Regions from separate parts of the Homo sapiens genome. Here region 1 is linked to region 2. The links are chromatin loops, found by intact Hi-C in ENCODE. Cell type or tissue: PC-9. All regions are shown on one strand. Each heading gives the region's core, and the rest is flanking DNA. Links, peaks and the distances in the headings are about the cores only.

Region 1 (5,388 bases), core at 64-5,063, 150 kb before region 2:
CTCTTTGGATGCAATCCTTCTGGAGACCCCTGCCCTTTGTCTCAGCTGAGCATGATTGGTTTTAGCTTCAGGAATGTTGAACAAGTGAGGTGTCCACCTGCGATTTCTCTGCCCACTGCCCTGCCTCTACCCTCTCACTTTTACTGTACACCCTCCCGCTTGAAATTCCTCACATCCCATTGTATGTTTTACTCCCCACAGCTGGTGAAACATACCCTTTAGCATCTTCCTCAAAATGAATAAGTAGGTAAAATTTTAGTGCCCTCGTATCCCAAAAAACACCTTTATTCTCTTCATATAGTCAATCGATACTGTGCTGCATATAAAATTCTAGATAAGAGCTTTATAATCTAAAACTTTAGCTTTTAATAACTCATCTTATTTTCATATTCAGTGTTTTTGACAACCTTAATCTGCTATTGTCTACTCTCCCATTCTCTTTGTTCTAGTGTTTGTAGCTTTTCTATTTCTTCACTGGAATTGGGGATTTCAGGAGCAAAGTACAATCATTTTTGTATAATCAATAACTTATACCTCCTTCTTGAAGCCCCTAAAAATGTCCATTTAACATTATGTCTGTTAAGTTTGCCATCTATAACCACTGAATTATTTTGATTTTAAAGGCAAATGTTTGCATTTTTGAGTGAGCATATTTTTAAATCATGAAATTGTTGAAAATATAGTTTGAAGTGAACTAGCTTTTGAAAAATATATAAATTGCTTTTTCTTAACATTTTGAAACCTTAAGATTTGAATCTGAATTTAATTCTCCAGAAGCATATAATGCACTTATTTCTCAGTCTTTGATTTGCTCTATAAATTATACTCAGAAATTTAAACTTGGAAATAAAGAATGAGTAAACGTTGTTAATGAAGTAGAGTGGCTTAAGGGACTGACGGTGAAAGAAATCAGGGGTTTTGACCTAGTTTTGTTATACAACCTATTTTTTTGCCATGTACTGATAAATTTGGACTGTGAATCAAGTCTGCCCTAGTTGCATCCCATATAAGCCCTGCCTAAACTACAGTTGTCAGGTTTCATTTTAGAGAAATGAAATCAGGGATGGACCTAATGGAATCAAACAATAACTTTTCAGATGATGTCAAGGTCTTTGAAAATCCTGCCACGGTACCTATGGATCATGGCACCATCTCCAGGAAGCCCATGCTGTATAATGCAGAACATTAACTGGAGGGGAGGGCACTGCTCACCCAACCCAACATTAGTGCAGATGAAGCACTGCTACAGATGGGAAGCAGAACACTGAAAAGCAGGGACATGGGAAACAGGACCAGTAATTTGGTTTTTCATGTCAGGATGAAGTGAGAAGTCATGGTATTGAGGAGTCAAGAAATATTGAAATCATACCTTTACCTAGCATAAAAGTCGATTTGTTCCTGTTTTTTTCAGTCCTCGTGACATTAAAGCAGTGATCTCAATTTTTTGCTAGTGCCACGGAAAACTCCTAACATTTGTTAATCTTCATTTTTAACAAACAGAGACGCCTTGGACCCCTGGCCTCTGGCAAGCAAAAGAATCTAAGTAAATGATGAAACAGAGTTGTATGTTCATTTCACATTATGGTAACCTATTGATGACAGTTGATTCTGATTTCCATTTACTGTGATGACATACAGTTTCCTCTTATAATAAATGTGCTCAGTAAAAACATTAATACATTTCAAAGAAAATATTCACAAATAATAGTAAAGGCAGTGAGAAAATATATCAGAAATTGTGAGCCTGGTGCACACACAGCTAACGTGTGGGAAGTTCAGGCACGCAGCAATAAAACAGGAGACCTGGACTTCGGTTCTGTCCATGGCAAATATATGACCTGGGCAGTTCATGTAACTTTTATTTGCTTCTACTTCCTCATCTAAAATGAGGAGTCAGCTCAGATCTCTTAATAAACCCCTTATATTTCTTAAATGTTGAGATTTCAAGGATTTTCTTTGCGCTTAATATAGGCACAGGTTGTTTTGGGTTCGCAGCAACTAGCAAGGAGGAAAAGATCATGAAGCAGCTGATGATAACCACCCAGGTCATCCCCCTGAGGATCACTGGAATGATAGAATAACAGACTAACTGTCTCATAGAGCTTTAGAGCTTATAGTGAAAAGGAAGAGCTCTTTGATTCCCCTCACAGGGCCACAAGACGTGTGACAGAGGTGTGGCTCACCTGTTCAGTGCTCCCACCACTCAAACCCCTTCCGTGAGGGGGAGTATGCAGATGGGCACATGTAGAGGCCGGGGCGAGTACTTTGGGCTCCAGCTCTGCAGTAGTGTCTAGGGGTGGGTGCCTGCAACCCGAGAGTTACAAAGCTCTTTCACCTTTGCTGTCCTCAGATGGCTTGAATGTTAACGGGCTCAATGGACGCTCTGCCTTTTTGCAAGAGCAGAGGGCCAATATGATGCTTTCTGTACCCCAAGCTCTTGTCCAGCATCCCGGAAGATTCGGGTCACACACTCGAAGAATGAATGCAAGGTTTTATTGAGCAGTGGAGGTAGATTTCAGCAGGATGGATGGGAAGCTGGAAGGGGGGCATGGAGTGGGAAAGTGATCCCCCACAGGAGTCGGGCCTCCCACTGGCTAAACTCCTCTTCAACTGCCCCCAGCCAGACTCCTCTCGGCGTTCAGATCTTCCTCCTTTTCTCCCTTTCTCTGCCACGTTGTTCCACCATCCATCTGCTGATCTGCTGGCTTGCTGCTCTGCTCCGAAGTTTGGGGTTCAGGGTTTATATGGGTGCAGGATAGAGGGCATGGTGGGCCAAATGGCAACTTTTTGGGTACAAAACCAGAAATTCCTGTTCTCATTTAGGGCCGCAGATATACAGGCTTGAGGGTGAAGCCTTTGCCAGAGAACCACCCTCTTGTATCTGTATTTCCCTGTGTCCTGTCCACATCAGTAGCACTCTTAGAGATCATTAAGATGAATTCTCCCTGCCAACACTCATTTAATAAATGAGAAAACAAGTGTCCCAGAGAACGTATGTGGCCCATTATTATACAGTTGAATAGTAACAGGCAAAAAACTATTTATATCCATGGGCTTTGGCCTAGAACCCTGGCTCCACTTTGGTTCTCTTCATTGCATATCATTATGGCCTTGGAATATGATTTTCCTGACCTTATAATGCTTTTAAAAAGGGAGAGCGATACCTGGGTGCTGATTTTTTTTTAATCCAGTACTTTCAGAAATGAAATGAGTTTCATCAATACCAGCAGCTAATCAAAATAACTCAGGGCTACTTTTGTTTCTGACATACTTTGGGTAGTTTTGTCCAAAAATATTCTATTTCCCTTTGATGGTTAGATCTAACTGAAATGTGGGATATACCTGGACCTCTCCCCAAGAACGTTGTGAAAATAAGCAGCAATTATAAATGGCTTAAGAATTGTATACAGTTGCATTATTAATTTATGTTTTTTGTCCATTGGTGATATAAAATAAAAGCGATTCTTTTCAAAAAAAATGGAAGAGAAGAAAGTTTACATGCTTTTTGGTTTTTCCCTCCCAGGCCTTTAGAGTCTATTGACTGTTCATCAATTTAATTATTGTGTTATGTATGTCTAATGTACTCACCACACAGGAGGCTAAGTAGTTTCCTTCCCCCAAGGTAGCTTTCAATGGCTGGAAAACGATCCATCTGTGAGCCACACTGGCCTCTTCGGAAATACCCTCCTATTGATTACAAGAGAGAATTGTAAAAGATTATTCAAGAGACACTACTGAGGAAACATATCAGTGTTACTTTAATTATGACCTAAAGCAAATTCTTGAAACAAGGATTGAACAAGATCCACAGAGCACCGAAGAACTGTGCAGTGGATGAGTAAGCCAGATAGAGATGGACAAAGACCAGAGGAGATGCACTTGGGAAATGGTAATCCATCTGTAGCTGCTACGAATATGGAAAACATCTATTTATTTTATTTCAATAATAAAGGTATTATATTTAAAATATTTACAATGGCTCCCAAAGTGGGGCAAGGTTTTGAAAAGTAGCAGAAATAAAGTGAAAGTATTAGCAGGTATTTATTGAGTACTATTGACTTCCCTGAAATGAAACTTTCAGTGGCCTCCTGCTGTCTATCAAATGAAAAGCCTTCTTGTCATCTCCACACTGAGCTGGTTCCCAAGTGTGACTCCCAGCTACTGAGCAGCAGCGGGGTTCCAGCTCACCTGTCCTGTTCAAGAACATGCCCGAGATTGCTCTACCAACATGAGTTTGCTCAGGCTGTTTCTTCAAATGTTCTTCTCCCAGCAGATTCCAGTTTCTGCCTTTGGGATTTCAATAATACTCAGAGGCTTATTTCATGGCCTTACTCTGAAAAGCCTCTCCTGATTATCTCAAGTAGATGCAAGCTTTTTCTCTTTTTTTATTTTTATTGCCTACCACACTTATTCCTTGTTCTACTTAGTAATTACTGGCCCACGTGTCTAATTTTCTCTTTCTTCCCCCAAGACTGTGAAGTTCTTGACATCCTATGGAACATAGCAGTAATTTATACTCATCAAATTGAAAAGATATCTTAAACACCTTACAATGTATTTTTAAAGAAATAGTATCTCATACATGAAAAAGTGAATCACTGAAAATTCAGATCACTGTTAGGACCATAGAAGAAATGTCTCAAAGAGACTTATTAGTTTCTTAATTTAGAATAAAGGGAGCAATCTCTTTAGACTAGGGGACTCTAAAGAAATTGCTGCCAAGGAACTAGGATTTAAAATAGATTTAGAAAGGTTTAGCTAATTGCAGATAATAATCTAGAGAAATGGCATGGGCTAAAGTGTAGAGGAGGAAAGTATAGGCTGCAATCAAGAGACATAGTTGCTAAATGTGTGTTATAGCATATTTATATAGTGATAGAGGGTTGCTATAGCTTGCAAAATATTTTTCTTTATATTATATGTGTCCTCAAATACTACCCTGTAACACTAAGGTGCCATAATGTTTTAAGGCCCTCTGGGATTATCTGTTTATTCTTCTCTCCTATTTATCTGTGTGATCAGAAACAGAGGGAACCATTATTATGCACTTTTATTCCCCTCAAGGCTAAGCACTTTTTAAATAAATAAACAAATGGAGAATGATTGTGCTGATTATACAAAATAAGTCCCTGAGAGAAGTGTGCTTGATCACAGAGCCCACACTTAAACATAAGGCTTCCTTGTCTGTCCAGTGCTTCTAGCATGCTAGGACAGCAGGCCTAGGCAGAAGAGAGAAATCTGAAAATGTACATCTGATGAATATGATAAATAGGGTAGCAGCCATTTAAAAATTAGAACCAATGGAGTAAAACAGATGATATCTAAGATGTATAATGGCATCAATTAGAAGGCATTCTGAAAAAAATTACAAGTAGGTAGAAGTGGATT
Region 2 (5,388 bases), core at 131-5,130:
TGTAAATAACTACAAACAAAAAAAGAGTCAAAATTGGGTGATATAATCTGGTGACATGAGATTCAAGGCAAAGATGTTTAGAGAGAACAGTCTGAAAGACACAATGCTGAGCAAGCACAGCACTTACCCATCCCCAGACCCAGTGGCACATTGGATTTGGGAAATCAACATCCACCCCTTCAGAGGACTTCAGAAGAAACAATGGCATCAGAAAGACCTAGACTTTAGTATGAGAAAAACGTAAAGGAAACAATCTAAAAAGAGACCAAAATGTTAGAAGATTTTCATGCTGTCTTCCAGGCGGTATGGAAGAGTGTCAGGACTTCTGGAGTTGGTGATGTGTAGCCCCTGGTATTACAGCACAGGAGGTGAGGGGCGGCCTGCAGTCCTCACTGAGCCTTTCATGGAGATGATTGTCTCAAAGCAGAGTGCTGTGATATGGCTGGCAGCACTGGGGTGTTGGGGACTGTGGGGTCTTGTCAGAAGCTGGAGGAGTCCTGGGCCCCCCTCTTCATTCCCGCAGCTATTTTCTAGCTGTAGGACCCTTTGCTTCTTGAAACAAAGGCGTGAAAGCAAATCCAGTATGGAAAACAGATAAAAGCAGAGTTTCTGTGATTCAAGTGGGAGTTAAGGGAGGAGAGCAGTGTCCCCCACAGGGGTCGTCAAACACTGCTGGGGCTTCTCAGGGGTCCTGAGGTTCAGGTCAGAACCACTGCTCCAACACAGGCAAGAGACACCCAAGGCAAATGTGTAATTATGTATAATCGAGTGAAGATCATATACCCAGCAATCATGTCTCTTCAAATCTTTTGTCAACCATGCAGATTGAACACTTTCTTCCATGTAATAAACTCTTCATACAAACAAGTGGTTTCTAATATCCCTTGGGACTTCTTTATGTTGTTTATGATTAGGATAACATCACTGTTAAACTGACATCATTTACATAGGAGGAACCGTAGTTTTGAATAGCTATGGGTTCTCCAGAGGCAAACCATGAACCAAAGGTATGAATGTGAGTAGTTTTTTAAGAAAGTGCTTCCAGGAGAACCCTGTAAGTGGGTGAGCAAGCAGGAGAGGAAAGAAGCCTAGTACAGGTTGAATGTTCCTTATACAGAATGTGTGAGACCAGAATTGTTTTGGACTTCAGGTTTTGGAGTACTGGCATATACATAATGAGATATGTTGGGAATGGGACCCAAGTTCAAACATGAAATTCATTTGTTTCATATGCATGTTATGCACATAGCCTGAAGGTAACTTTATATAATATGTTAAACAATTTTGTGCCTGAAACAAAGTTTGTGCACACTGAACCATCAGAAAGCAAAGGGATCACTATGTGAGTCACTCATGTGGACAATCTATGGTTGTTTGGTGTCACCGTCATTCCCTTGGGGATGCTGAATAAACTGTGTGTTACGCACCTGCATTTTGACTGCAACCGGTCATGAGGTCATGTGTGGGATTTTCTACTTGTGGTGTCACGTTGGTGCTCAAAAGTTTCAGATTTTGGAGCATTTCAGATTCCAGATTTTTGGATTAGGTATGCTCCATTTATAATAGTGTCAATTCAGGTCCAGTCTCAAGGATGTAGCTGCAGCCTCATCCCTGCAAGGGACTTCTGGAAAGTTACAGCTCAGATTCTGACCCAATGAGACAGAAGTCATATTTCTGCACCCATTAGTCAATGGCTAATGGGGCTAATGGGGAAGTTATAAAAAATCCTTGGCAAAAACAATCCGTGAGCCTGAGGGCTGCTCTTCAGAGAAGAGGGCCAGGTATGAGTACTTGAAAGAGAAGCACACTGAGCACAAAAATTGTAGAAGGGATGCAAGAACAACTGAGACTAAGGGAGCCTGTCCATGCTTTGTGTGATAGGAGGCTTTCTTTAGAAGGGCATAGATAACCTAGGTAAAGATTCCACTCAAAAACTATTAATTTCAACTTTTAATTATCATCAAAGAGATTTTTAACAGTATAAATTGTGCCACCTTCTCCCGTGCACTTCCAGCAGGATCGTATTTCCACACATAGGGTGAAACGTTGAGAAAATCCAGGTCAAGTGAATATGAGTATATATCTCAGAGATACTCAGGCATATCTCTGACTGAATGTAGAGTCTGTATTTGGAAACAAAATACATATTTAAAACACCCACTGTTGTAAATAGATTCTATTCTTTTTCTCACTACCCTGAGTGCAAATATCAAGAATGTTTAGCTTTTTCAGCATTTACATCATTACAAATAGTTTCTCTACTCTACAACCTCATATGTTTCTATATTTCAGGATTGTTGTTGATTTTTATTTTTCTCTATAAATGTTGGCTTCTCTTCTAAGGATTAGAGGAGCATTATTTGAGAGTCCCTGCCTTAAGTGTAATTTAGAGTTGTGCAATGTCAAACCCACTGACAGATTTAGAGATTAATTTCTAGACGTCTTGTGGTGCTAGAGTAGCTCCTTAAGGTTTTGAAAATGGCAACAATATTGACTCCCTACCACTAAAGGTTACCTGTATCCACATTCACCCTAATGCAAAAGGAGAGTTTAAGTGTGGTAAATATCAACGTTGTTTGTTGTTTTGCTTTATGGAAAAAACTGTGCATAGAAAAACAAAAGGCAACTGCCAGAATAAGAAGTAGTTTACCTCCAGAAGAACAGCTTATACAGGTATGTTTCCTCTTTTTATTCAGCAAGTATAACATCACTATTACTACATTAATATTATTCACATAGAAAAAAATAGTTCAGTAGTTTTAAATGGTCATGTCTTAAGGTCAGGTTCCCCAAAAGCACACCCTGAGCCAAAGATTTGAATGTTAGCATTATACAAAAGGAGGGATTTGAGTATGATTTGTAAGCTATTCAGATTGTATTAAGAATTGGTAGAAAAACTTAAAAAAAAATTTGGCTTAGATACATCTCCAACTATGTGTTTTGCTACATTTTGAAAGGTATTTTCAGGGATATTTAATCCATACGTTTCAGTGAGGCTACACGTAAACCATCCAAATGTTATTTTATTACAGCTATGTGATGTCTAAAATGCCTTTTGTGCTTTTAAAAATAGTCTTTCTATTCTTTTCTGAAAAGCAGCAGGTAAGTTGCCAAGAGTAAACAAATCAAATAGTGAAAGGTTTGAGTTCAGTTTGAAACGCTTATCCTATTATTTTTTATTGGGTTCTGAACTTGGCAGCACACATTCCCCATTCGTGCCTGCAGGGCAAAGTGAAAACAATTTGAACACTGTATTTCCCAACTGGTTCACTGACATTTGAGAATAATGTAGTACAGACAGAATCAGCATGTTTGGCAGGTGAGTGATACTTAACATGACCTTGGAAAGTTACTTCCCACCAGTTTGCAGAAGTTCATGGCCTGGAACAACATTGTACATATTACAAAACACAGGTATCGCTTCTCGGCCTTTTGGCTAAGATCAAGTGTACAAAATGCAGGTTAGGACAGACAGCCATCAGGGGATCCATGCTGAGGATTTATCTACTTTTCTCATTTATCTTTAGGTGGAATGGTTGAAAAATGAAGACATAATTGATCCCGTTGAAGATCGGAATTTTTATATTACTATTGATCACAACCTCATCATAAAGCAGGCCCGACTCTCTGATACTGCAAATTACACCTGTGTTGCCAAAAACATTGTTGCCAAGAGGAAAAGTACAACTGCCACTGTCATAGTCTATGGTGAGTGGCCCTTCAGGGTCTCAATCTAGTTCATGTTTAACTGCAGTTTCTCGTTGGCATCGGTAAAGCTAGAAGCCCTTTTTTTAAAATTTCATATTATTTGAGACAGGGTCTTGCTCTGTCACCCAGGCTGGCGTGCAATGGCATGACCGTAGCTCACTCTAGCCTCAACCTCCTAGGCTCAAGGGATACTCCCACCTCAGCATCCTCTGGAGTAGCTGGTATTACAGGCATGTACCACCATGCCCGGTTCTAGAAGCTCCTTTTCAATCTCCATCGCTGCTTGCTTGCTGCTTTTCACAGGGGCAATGAGGTTTAATTGCTTTCCTCGTACTGATATGAAAGGATAGGCTCAGACAACCTCAGCCCTTTCTCAGTCAGCTTCTAGGAAAGCGAAGGAAGCCTACCTGAGTGCCTGCTGCTTCTATAAGCCCTCTTCTCTCCAGAACCTGCACCACCAAGATCTAGATTGAGTTCTAAAGATGAATATGCTTCTGTCAGCCTGCTGATGTTTCTGTGGACCTAACACCTCAGTCTTATCATTGCAAACCCTCAGAAAGCGGGAGCTGACCTATTCCCAAAATACATTAGAGCAATTTTAGCTTCTTATAACTCATTCTACTCACTCCATCAGAGGTGTGCAGAGTGAAGATAAGGGCTGCCTTATCTGGCCAAGTGGCCCTAATCCTAACGATATGCTAAAGTCCAACGAAGCAACTTCTTAGGAAGATTCCTCCCACACCCTGGTCCTTTCTAAGCCAGCTCATCTCTAAACCTATCAATTCTCTGGAAGTACTAAGCAATTTCATACCCCATTCTGATGTGGCACATATGCTTTTATCTCCCTGTGTGGTTTAGCACTCAGTTATTTTCTAGTCATTTCATGAGTAGATTCATCTCCCCAGCTAAAGTTAAGCTCCTTGATAGACTGAGAGACTGGTCTATATATTTACATATTTCTCACAATGTTAGACCTCTAATAGTTCCTCATATTATTGATGTTTTACTGTCTCAGAGGAAATTGAACAACCTGGGAAGTATTTAGAGGTTATGCTACCTCCAGAATGATGTCCCCATGCCTCACCACCTCTTAGAACATAATGAAGATTTTTATCACTGTTTTAGTGTTAAACTCCGTGGGCCTTGGAGTCTTACTGACTGAAGGAGGGGGAGACCCACTGGCAAGTATGTGGCTCATAGTACAGTCAGTCATGTGTCACTTAATGATGGGGACACATTCTGAGAATTGCATCATTAGGTGATTTCATCACTGGGCAAACATCATAGAGTGTATTCACACAAACCTAGATGGTATAGCCTACTGCACACATAGGATAGATGGTATAGCCTATTACTCCTAGGCTACAAACCTGTATACTGTGTTACTGTACAGAATACTGTAGGAAACTGTAACAAAATGGTAAGCATTTATATATCTAAACATAGAAAAGGTGCTATAAAAATAAGATATCAAAGATAAAAAAAAAGATAAACCTGTATAGGGCACTTACTATGAATGAAGCTTGCAGGCCTGGAAGTTGCTCTGGGTGAGTCAATGAGGGAGTAGTGAGTGAATGGGAAGGCAGAGGACATTACTCTACACTGCTGTAGACTTTATGAACACTACACTTAGGCTATAGCACATTTGTAGAAAAAGTAAAGTAATACACCACAATGTTA

Evidence for each region. Peaks named below come from ENCODE experiments on the same cell type or tissue, not always from the same donor. Only the 100,000 strongest peaks of a DNase experiment are listed, where the experiment ranks them.
Region 1: it touches region 2 in a loop (2.0-fold over the local background); 1 of 110 quality-filtered maps calls a loop at or near these places.

The regions. Positions count from the first base shown.
Region 1 is chr4:95,402,145-95,407,532 of GRCh38, reverse strand. All of the region lies in intron 1 of UNC5C (unc-5 netrin receptor C), which reads left to right. LOC124900736 (a long non-coding RNA gene) reads right to left here. Exons shown (of 3, transcript XR_007058194.1): 2 at 3,589-3,687. Among named protein-coding and RNA genes, the nearest start is that of UNC5C, 140 kb to the left of the region's middle. In PC-9, for the core only: no CTCF peak of the experiment used is centred there; no DNase peak of the experiment used is centred there.
Region 2 is chr4:95,248,807-95,254,194 of GRCh38, reverse strand. UNC5C (unc-5 netrin receptor C) reads left to right here. Exons shown (of 16, transcript NM_003728.4): 5 at 3,528-3,708. Among named protein-coding and RNA genes, the nearest start is that of UNC5C, 300 kb to the left of the region's middle. In PC-9, for the core only: no CTCF peak of the experiment used is centred there; a DNase peak (open chromatin) is centred at 3,244.